2 separate regions of the Homo sapiens genome follow, and region 2 is linked to region 1. The links are chromatin loops, found by intact Hi-C in ENCODE. Cell type or tissue: K562. All regions are shown on one strand. Each heading gives the region's core, and the rest is flanking DNA. Links, peaks and the distances in the headings are about the cores only.

The links. Hi-C counts contacts between places; a loop is a spot of excess contacts. Peaks named below come from ENCODE experiments on the same cell type or tissue, not always from the same donor. Only the 100,000 strongest peaks of a DNase experiment are listed, where the experiment ranks them.
Region 2: a loop joins it to region 1, with 4 times the contacts of the local background. A loop is called at or near these places in 31 of 110 quality-filtered maps.

What each region holds. Positions count from the first base shown.
Region 1 is chr19:38,411,200-38,415,509 of GRCh38, reverse strand. RASGRP4 (RAS guanyl releasing protein 4) reads left to right here. Exons shown (of 17, transcript NM_170604.3): 9 at 387-662; 10 at 2,036-2,116; 11 at 2,213-2,317; 12 at 2,461-2,579; 13 at 2,694-2,838; 14 at 4,129-4,165; 15 at 4,261-4,310. Among named protein-coding and RNA genes, the nearest start is that of FAM98C, 10 kb to the right of the region's middle. In K562, for the core only: no CTCF peak of the experiment used is centred there; DNase peaks (open chromatin) are centred at 389 and 2,369; H3K4me3 peaks cover 491 bases.
Region 2 is chr19:38,505,424-38,509,803 of GRCh38, reverse strand. It overlaps RYR1 (ryanodine receptor 1), which reads right to left. Exons shown (of 106, transcript NM_000540.3): 54 at 3,858-3,998; 55 at 3,427-3,501; 56 at 3,258-3,333; 57 at 2,852-2,975; 58 at 1,977-2,092. Among named protein-coding and RNA genes, the nearest start is that of RYR1, 74 kb to the right of the region's middle. RefSeq lists a silencer at 2,374-2,503 and an enhancer at 3,415-4,380. In K562, for the core only: no CTCF peak of the experiment used is centred there; a DNase peak (open chromatin) is centred at 2,703; H3K4me3 peaks cover 559 bases.

The sequences.
Region 1 (4,310 bases), core at 311-4,310:
TCCCAGCTTCTTGGGAGGCTGAGGCAGGAGAATCGCTTGAACCCAGGAGGTGGAGGTGGCAGTAAGCCGAGATCACGCCACTGCACTCTAGCCTGGGCAAGACAGCAAAACTCCATCTCAAAAAAAAAAAAAAAAAAATCAAAAAGAAAGAAAGATAAAAGAAATCATTTTAGCCAAAGAATGGGGGATTGTGGAACTTCTCTGAGATGGGGACCCAAGAGGAAGAGCAGTTTGGGGGAGATGCTGAGACCGGCATGGGATATGGAAGGGCTCCAGAGGTTTCCACAATGCCACTGGGTCCCTGAAGGCCTAGAGCCCACACAGGAGGCTGCTCAGGGGATGGGACTGTCCTGATAACGCCCCAATCCCATGTCCCTCCTCCCCAGGCCCTCCTGGAGCTCACTGAGCTCCTTGCCTCCCACAACAACTACGCCCGCTACCGCCGCACCTGGGCTGGCTGCGCGGGTTTCCGGCTGCCTGTACTGGGCGTGCACCTCAAGGACCTGGTGTCCCTGCATGAGGCACAGCCCGACAGGTTGCCTGACGGCCGCCTGCACCTACCCAAGCTGAACAACCTCTACCTGCGGCTGCAGGAGCTGGTGGCCCTCCAAGGGCAGCATCCACCCTGCAGCGCCAATGAGGATCTGCTGCACCTGCTCACGGTGAGCCCCCCTGGCCCCGCCCAGGCTGGGCTTCCAAGGGTACTGAGATATAGGGTCCTGGGTGTGTGAGTGTCTCCAGGACCAGGATAGAAAAGTGCTGGAGTGCATGGGTTTTGAAGCCAGAACTTCTAGGTTTTTTTCTAGCTGCGTGATCTTGGGCAAGTCACTGAACCCTTAAGCCTCAGTTTCCTTATCCACAAAATGGGAATAATAAAAGGACCCAGCCGGGCGCAGTGGCTCACGCCTGTGATCCCAACACTTTGGGACGCTGAGGTGGGCAGATCACCTGAGGTCAGGAGTTCGAGACCAGCCTGACCAACATGGAGAAACCCCGTCTCTACTAAAAATACAAAATTAGCCAGGAGTGGTGGTGCGTGCCTGTAATCCCAGCTACTTGGGAGGCTGAGGCAGGAGAATTGCTTGAACCCGGGAGGTGGAGGTTGCAGTGAGCTGAGATTGCGCCATTGCGCCATTGCACCCCAGCCTGGGCAAGAAGAGCGAAACTCCTTCTCAAAATAAATAAATAAATAAAAATAAAATAAAATAAAAGGACCCACTTCAGAGGGTGGTTGAGGAGAGACAGCCAATGACATCGTTCAAAGAATGTCTTTAAGACAGTGTCTAGCCGGGCGCAGTGGCTCATGCCTCTAATCCTAGCACTTTGGGAGGCTGAGGTAGGCGGATTGCCTGAGGAGTTTGAGACCAGCCTAGGCAACATGGTGAAACCCCATCTCTACTAAAAATACAAAAAATTAGCCTGGCATAGTGGCACACGCCTGTAATCCCAGCTACTTGGGAGGCTGAGGCATGAGAATCGCTTGAACCTGGGAGGCGGAGGTTGCAGTGAGCCAAGATCGTACCACTACACTCCAGCCTGGGTGACAGAGCAAGACTCTGTCTCAAAAAACGACAGTATATGGAGCAGAGTGAGCTCTGTATTCTATTTAAGTAACATGTTTTTTCCCCACTTCCTCCAATGACTCAAGTATCCATTGATCTGAGCTCTGGAATTGCTTTGGGGTTCACATTCTTAAACTCCAAGGTTCTGAGCTTCTCATGCTGATAGCCCAAAATCTCAAGCTTTGACATATCCAAGAATCTAAGCAAAAGGCTACTAACAGTTATTGATCATTGACTGTGTGCCAGGTACCTCATTCCACCTTACAACCCTATGAGGTCGGGACCCTTACTGTGCCCATTCTGTAGATTGGGAAACTGAGGCCCAGAGAGGTGAGGTCCCTTGCCCACTGTCCCACAGCAGTAATGCCAGGATTTGAACCCAGGAGGGGCTTTGGGAAGAGCCTGCGAGTGGGTGTGGGGGTCTGGGGCAGGGCTATAGATGGGAGGATCCGTAACACCCCTGTCTGCTCCAGCTCTCCCTGGACCTCTTCTACACGGAAGACGAGATCTATGAGCTTTCTTATGCCCGGGAGCCGCGTTGTCCCAAGAGCCTGGTGAGACCCAACCCCTGGCCTCGGACTCCCCCAATTACCTCGAACCCCCCCTAAGCCTATGCAGTGACTAACTGTGCTCCTCTGTCCCCGCCCCAGCCACCCTCCCCCTTCAATGCACCTCTGGTGGTGGAGTGGGCCCCTGGTGTGACACCCAAGCCGGACAGGGTCACACTGGGTCGGCATGTGGAGCAGCTGGTGGAGGTAAGGAGGGGAGGGTGGCCCGGCCGCCAGCAGCCAGGAGGGAAGACATCTGTAGAACCCTGAGCCTGGAGGTGGGGACTTATGGCCATGGGGATCATATTTCGACAACTGGGCCTTATCTGCTTCCCCACACTCCTCTGAAGTCTGTGTTCAAGAATTATGACCCTGAAGGCCGAGGAACAATCTCTCAGGAGGACTTTGAGCGACTCTCGGGCAATTTTCCCTTCGCCTGCCATGGGCTTCACCCACCCCCACGCCAGGGGTAAGTGGTTGTGACTCCTGGATCCTCCGAAGATGAGGACACTGGGGTTGCCTGGACTCCTGGGTCTGGAGGACGTTGGGGCAGGTCATGCTGAGGCTCAGTTTCTGCCCCCAGGAGAGGATCCTTCAGCAGAGAGGAGCTGACAGGGTACCTGCTCCGGGCCAGCGCCATCTGCTCCAAGTTGGGCCTGGCCTTCCTGCACACCTTCCATGAGGTCACCTTCCGAAAGCCTACCTTCTGCGACAGCTGCAGTGGCTTCGTGAGCACCCCACCCCATCACCACCCTTAGGTTCCATCTGTCCTGAAGCCGGCAGTCCGCAAACCCCAGATAACCCCCAAATTCCAGAAATCCTCCAGCTTCAAATCATCCTGTTTCATATAAACCCTAAACACCAGACATTCCCTATATCCTGGATAATCTCCAAATGCCAGATAATCCCAAAATCCCAGATAATGTCCACCCCAGACAATTGCTGAACCATGGATAATACCTAAAACTCTAGATAGGAGGCCAGGAGTGGTGGCTCACGCCTGTAATCCCAGCACTTGGGGAGGCTGAGGTGGGCGGATTGCTTGAGCTCAAGAGTTCAAGACCAGCCTAGGGAACATAGCAAGAGAGACCCCGTCTCTACTAAAAATACAAAAATTAGCTGCATGTGGTGGTGCATACCTGTGATCCCAGCTACTCAGGAGGCTGAGGCACGAGAATTGCTTGAACCCAGGAGGTGGAGGTTGCATGAGCCAAGATCGCAGCACTGCACTCCAGCTTGGGTGACAGAGCGAGATTCTGTCTCAAAAACAACAACAACAACAACAACAACAACAACAACAACAACAACAACAACAAACCTGGATAATCTCCAAACCGGGTAGATTATGTTCAAACAGAATCATCCTCCAAATCTCTAGACTCCAGATCATTCAAACTCTGAATAACTTCCAAATTCAAGAGATCCTCAAACTCTGGCTAGTGGATCAATCTCTCAACCTATAACCCGAGACTAATTCACAAACCTTGGATTACTTCCCACATTCATTTATTCATTCATGAAATATTTACTGAGCACCTCCTGTGTGCCAGGTAATCCTAGGCCCTGGGGTTACAGCAGGAATACAGCAGACAACTCTTGCCCATAGAATTTGCATTTTAGTAACTCTAAATTTTACCTAAATCTAATATCTGAGGTGATTATCTAAACTTGAGATAATCTCCAAGTTTCCTTTATTTATTTTGTTAAGAGATGGGTCTTGCTCTATTACCCAGGCTGGAGTGCCGTGGTACGATCATGGTTCATTGCAGCCTCCAATCCTGAGCTCAAGCGATCCTCCCACCTTGGCCTCCCAACCTCCCACCTTGGCGTCTCAAAGTGCTGGGATTACTGGCATGAGCCACTGTACCCCACCCACATTCCTTTAATTCCAGTTAAATCTCTAGCCTTGAGAATTTCAAAACCTGGGTAGCTTCCACACTTCCACTCCCCAGCTGCCCTGCCAATCCACAGCCCTCCCTCTCCTAGGATGGGTAACCTTTTCTCCTTTCTCTTCCCAGCTCTGGGGTGTCACCAAGCAAGGCTACCGCTGTCGGGGTGAGTGGGGTGTCAGTGAGTGGGAGGGAAGCCTTGGCCCGCAGGCTGGAAGAATGGATGACACAGATCGGACCCCTGCCGCTGCCTTCCCCCAGAGTGCGGGCTGTGTTGCCACAAACACTGCAGAGACCAGGTGAAGGTAGAA
Region 2 (4,380 bases), core at 265-4,264, 94 kb before region 1:
TAATAATGGTGACAGTCATAACTGATACTATTAAAATAATAATACTGGGCCGGGCGCAGTGGCTCACGCCTGTAATCCCAGCACTTTGGGAAGCCGAGGCGGGTGGATCACGAGGTCAGGAGATCGAGACCATCCTGGCCAACATGGTGAAACCCCATCTCTACTAAAAATACAAACACAAAAAATTAACCGGGCATGGTGGCAGGCGCCTGTAGTCCCAGCTACTCGGGAGGCTGAGGCAGGAGAATGGCGTGAATCTGGAGGCGGAGCCTGCAGTGAGCTGAGATCGCGCCACTGCAGTCCAACCTGGGTGACAGAGCAAGACTCCGTCTCAAAAAAAAAAAAAAAAAAAATAATAATAATAATAATAATACTGGCTCCAATTATTAAACACTTGCTATGTCCTTGGCACTGTGAGACATGTCATCCTCACACAGTCTCCTTACAACTTGGAGGTCTGTGCAGTTGGTTCCCAACCCCCATTTTTCAGATGAGGAAACTCAGGTGAAGTAACTAACCCCAGGTCACCCAGTAAGTAACAGAACCATGGCTAGTTATGGTGAACATATGCCCATATCACAGGTGAGGAAACTGAGGTCTAGAGAGGGAAGGGAATTGTCAGGGGGATGTGCAGCACTGAAGCTCAGCAGGCAGGCTTTGAGGTGAGACGTGACAGCGAATCCTGCTCTGCCACTCACCTGGAGGGAATTTGGGGGTTCCTGAGGGTAGCTCTCAAGGGGAATGCTGGGGGGGGTCTCTAAGGGAAACTGGAGGGGATTGTAGGGCCTAGCTGTAATTCTTAGTGGCCTGTAAGAGGCACTGGGGGGCACCCCAGCAGCCTCAGCCTTCAAAATAGATCCAGAAATCTGCCCAGTTCTCACCCTTTTCGGCTCCTGTCCCCACCCCAGTCAAGCCAGAGGGACCCTGTGAACACCAGAATTATGGATCACGTCCCTCCTCGGCTCAGCCCCCAACCCCCAACTCCATCTCATTCCAGGTAAGGTCAAAGTCCTCATCACAGCTTGCAAAGCCCTGCATGATCTGCCCCAGTCACCTCTGTGACCTCGTTTATCTCACCGTCCCCCTCGATGACTCTGCTTCAGCTACAGGGCATCCTGACACTCACACCAGGGACCTCTCAGGGCCTTTGCACTCGCTGTTCCTTTGCCTGCAAGGAACAGATGCCCCCAGAGGTCCACACAGCTCCTCTCTGACCTCCTTCATGGCTTGCCTCAGATATCACATTCTCATCAAAGTCTTTCTGGAACACCCTATTTAAAATTACAACTGGCAAGCCGGGTGCGGTGGCTCACGCCTTTAATCCCAGCACTTTGGGAGGCCGAGGCGGCAGATCACGAGGTCGAGAGATCGAGACCATCCTGGCCAACATGGTGAAACCCCGTCTCTACTAAAAAATACAAAAAATTAGCTGGGTGTGGCGGCGCCCGTGCCTGTGGTCCCAGCTACTCAGGAGGCTGAGGCAGGAGAATCGCTTGAAACCAGAAAGCAGAGGTTGCAGTGAGCCGAGACCGTGCCACTGCACTCCAGCCTGGGCAGCAAGATCGAAACTCTGTCTCAAAAATAAATAAATAAATAAAATAAAAAATAAAAATAAAATAAAATGAAATAAAATAAAATTACAACTGGCTCCACACTCCCAATCCCCTCTACCTGGCTCTATTGTTTTCTTCTTCCCATAACACTGATCACCTTCTAACACTAAACGATTTAGTTATTTATGATGCTAATTGCCTGAATCCAACATAGGAGTAGTTGCAGGAGAGCAGGGGTCATTTGTCATCTTCACTGCTGTACCCCAGCATCTAGAACAGTGTCTGGCACATAGTAGAAGCTCAATAAACATCAGATAAGGGGAGGACGGATTGAGTGCATGAACAGGTGTCCTAGGTGAGTCTGGTCTGCAGAACTGGTGTCTGCAGGTGGGGCGGGCATAAGCGGGGGGTATTTCTCCGTACCCAGGTGGGCAATGAACTCCTGAGAAATGTCCATCCAGCGCAGCAGCTGCTGCAGGAAGCCAAAGGCAAACCGCTTTTCAATGGAAGACGAGTCCAGTTCCATGTCCTTAAGGCCTCTGCATGGAGATGTGGAGAGAAGGATCAGCCCAGACGCCGGCCCTACAGTTTCCCACCCTTCTCAGGTCCGCCTCTGCTCCTGCTGGCCCCGTCTCTATCAGCTTTGGCTTCACCCCAGGTTGGGGCTCCACTCTGAGTCCCCCATGCCCCACCCCACTTAGCCTTCTCCCCTCTCTGGCCCCACCTCTGTTCCCCAGGGCCGGCCCCTCTCAGCCTCCTCCCCTTTGGCCCCACCTCTGTTCCCCGGGCCCTGCCCTTCTCAGCCCTTCTCTCCTCTTTGGTCCCGCCTCCACTCACCAGTCCCCGCCCCTCTGTACCTCCCCACCCCTCTCTGGCCCCGCCTGTGCTCCCCAGCCCCCGCCCCTCTCAGCCTCTTCCTCTTTGGCCCTACCTCTGTTCCCCGGGCCCCACCCTTTTCAGCCTTCTCTCCTCTTTGGTCCCGCCTCCAATCACCGGTCCCCGCCCCTCTCAGTCTCCTCCACTCTCTGGCCCCGCCTCTGCTCCCTGGGCCCCGCCCTTCTCTTCCTCCTCTCCTCTCTGGTCCCGCCTGTGCTTAAGCCCCGCCCATTTCGAACTCCTCCCCATCTGGCCCCGCCTCTGTGTCCAGGCCCCACTCCCTTAGCTCCTCCCCTCTGGTTCCATCTTTGCTCCTCAGGCCCCGTTCCTCTCGGCTCCACCCCTCTCTGGCCCCGCCCCTTCCAGCCTTTGCCGGGTGTGTTCTGCCTGCTGCTCTTCCGCGGGAGCCCCAACCCGCGTGCCTTGTAACCGCGTAGCCATTCATCTGCAGGAATTTCAGTAGCTCCTGGGCCTTCTCTCGATCTCGTGCCTTCTCCTTGGCCGTGAGCGTGTCGTAGGGGACCAGCAGGGGGTGGGTCCCACCGCCTGGGGAGGCAAAGACCAGAAATCAGGGCTCTGGGGAAGACCCGGGCCACTCTCACTGAAGTGGTTCCTGCAGTGCCCGGCATGCGTAATTATGGTGATAAAGAAGATACGAATAACGGAAACATTGCTTGCTGGTGCTCATCTCATTACCCCATGGTGGTAAACGCTGTTATTATTCCCATCTACAGATGGAGAAACCGAGTTTCAGGGGCATGAAGGCAATCAGCAAAACCACACGGTGAATCCACGGGGGTAGCGTGGGGGCGGCATGGGCGCCCTCACCTTTGGCTTCCAGCTCCTGCTTCTTCTTCCGTCCCCACGTGTTGTGGTAATTTTCTGCCAGTTGTTCTGCCATGGCCTGGGAGTGGATGCAGAGTCAAGGGCTAGATTCAGAGGATGCCAGCCCCCCCAAAGACACCCTATGTCCCCCCAAAAGGATCAGGGCTCTCACCTGCAGCTCCCGGGACAGGGTAACAGCACTAAGGTCGGGGGGCTGAGGGTTGTAGCCTTCTCGAGGATCATAGGTCTGAGAGGACAAGGGGAAGATGGGAGGTGGGCTGATGGGCTAGCAGGAAGCCCAGGCCAGCCCCTCCCCAGGCCCCACTAGTCCATTCTACCCCCTCCACCCTCCCCTGGCTCAAGACCCCTTGTCCTTTCCTTAAGGCCCTGTCTCTAAACCACCCCATCCTTCTCTCCTCTGCCCTTTGCAGTTCTTCAGACCCCTGCCCTCTCCTTTCCCAGATCTCAGGTTTCTGCACCCCTCTTGCCCCACCTACCTCCCTGGGCCCCTCTCCTCTCCATCCCTTCCCTGTCTGGCCATGCCCCTTGTTCTAGACCCTCCCCCCATCGTGCCCCTGCCCTCCACCCAGGCCCCGCCTTCACCTGGGCACTTTGTGATATCTTCCGCGTTTTTTTCTTTTCCGTCTTCTCCTCCTCACCCTCCCTGGCCTTCTCTATCGTCCATTCCCAGGCAATCATGGCCTTCAGGGACTCCTTGATGGGCCAGCGGTAAATCTCTTTGTCCTGGGGTGGACAGGAGGGTGGGGAGTTGGTGGAATGGGATGAGAGAGGGGTGGAGGAAGGACCCCAAAGGAGAAAACCCTGACCATGTGGCTAGGCAATGGTCCAGTCTGGATTCCAACTCAAGTCTCTTACCTGCTCTGTAACAGAGCCTCCCAAACCCAATCTCCTTATCCCATTAGACACTTGAGTCTCCGAGAAGTCTTACTACAGCCAAGGAATCAAACCCACTCTCTCGGAGTCTCTACCCACTCTACCAAGTTTGAGAGAAGGCAAAGTCCATGAATGGGGAGACCTAACCCACAGATCCACCTAGATGCAAACATGTGAAATTGCCTCACTCCTCCCCGAATCCTCAAATTTGGGGGTTTCATTTTGACCCTCA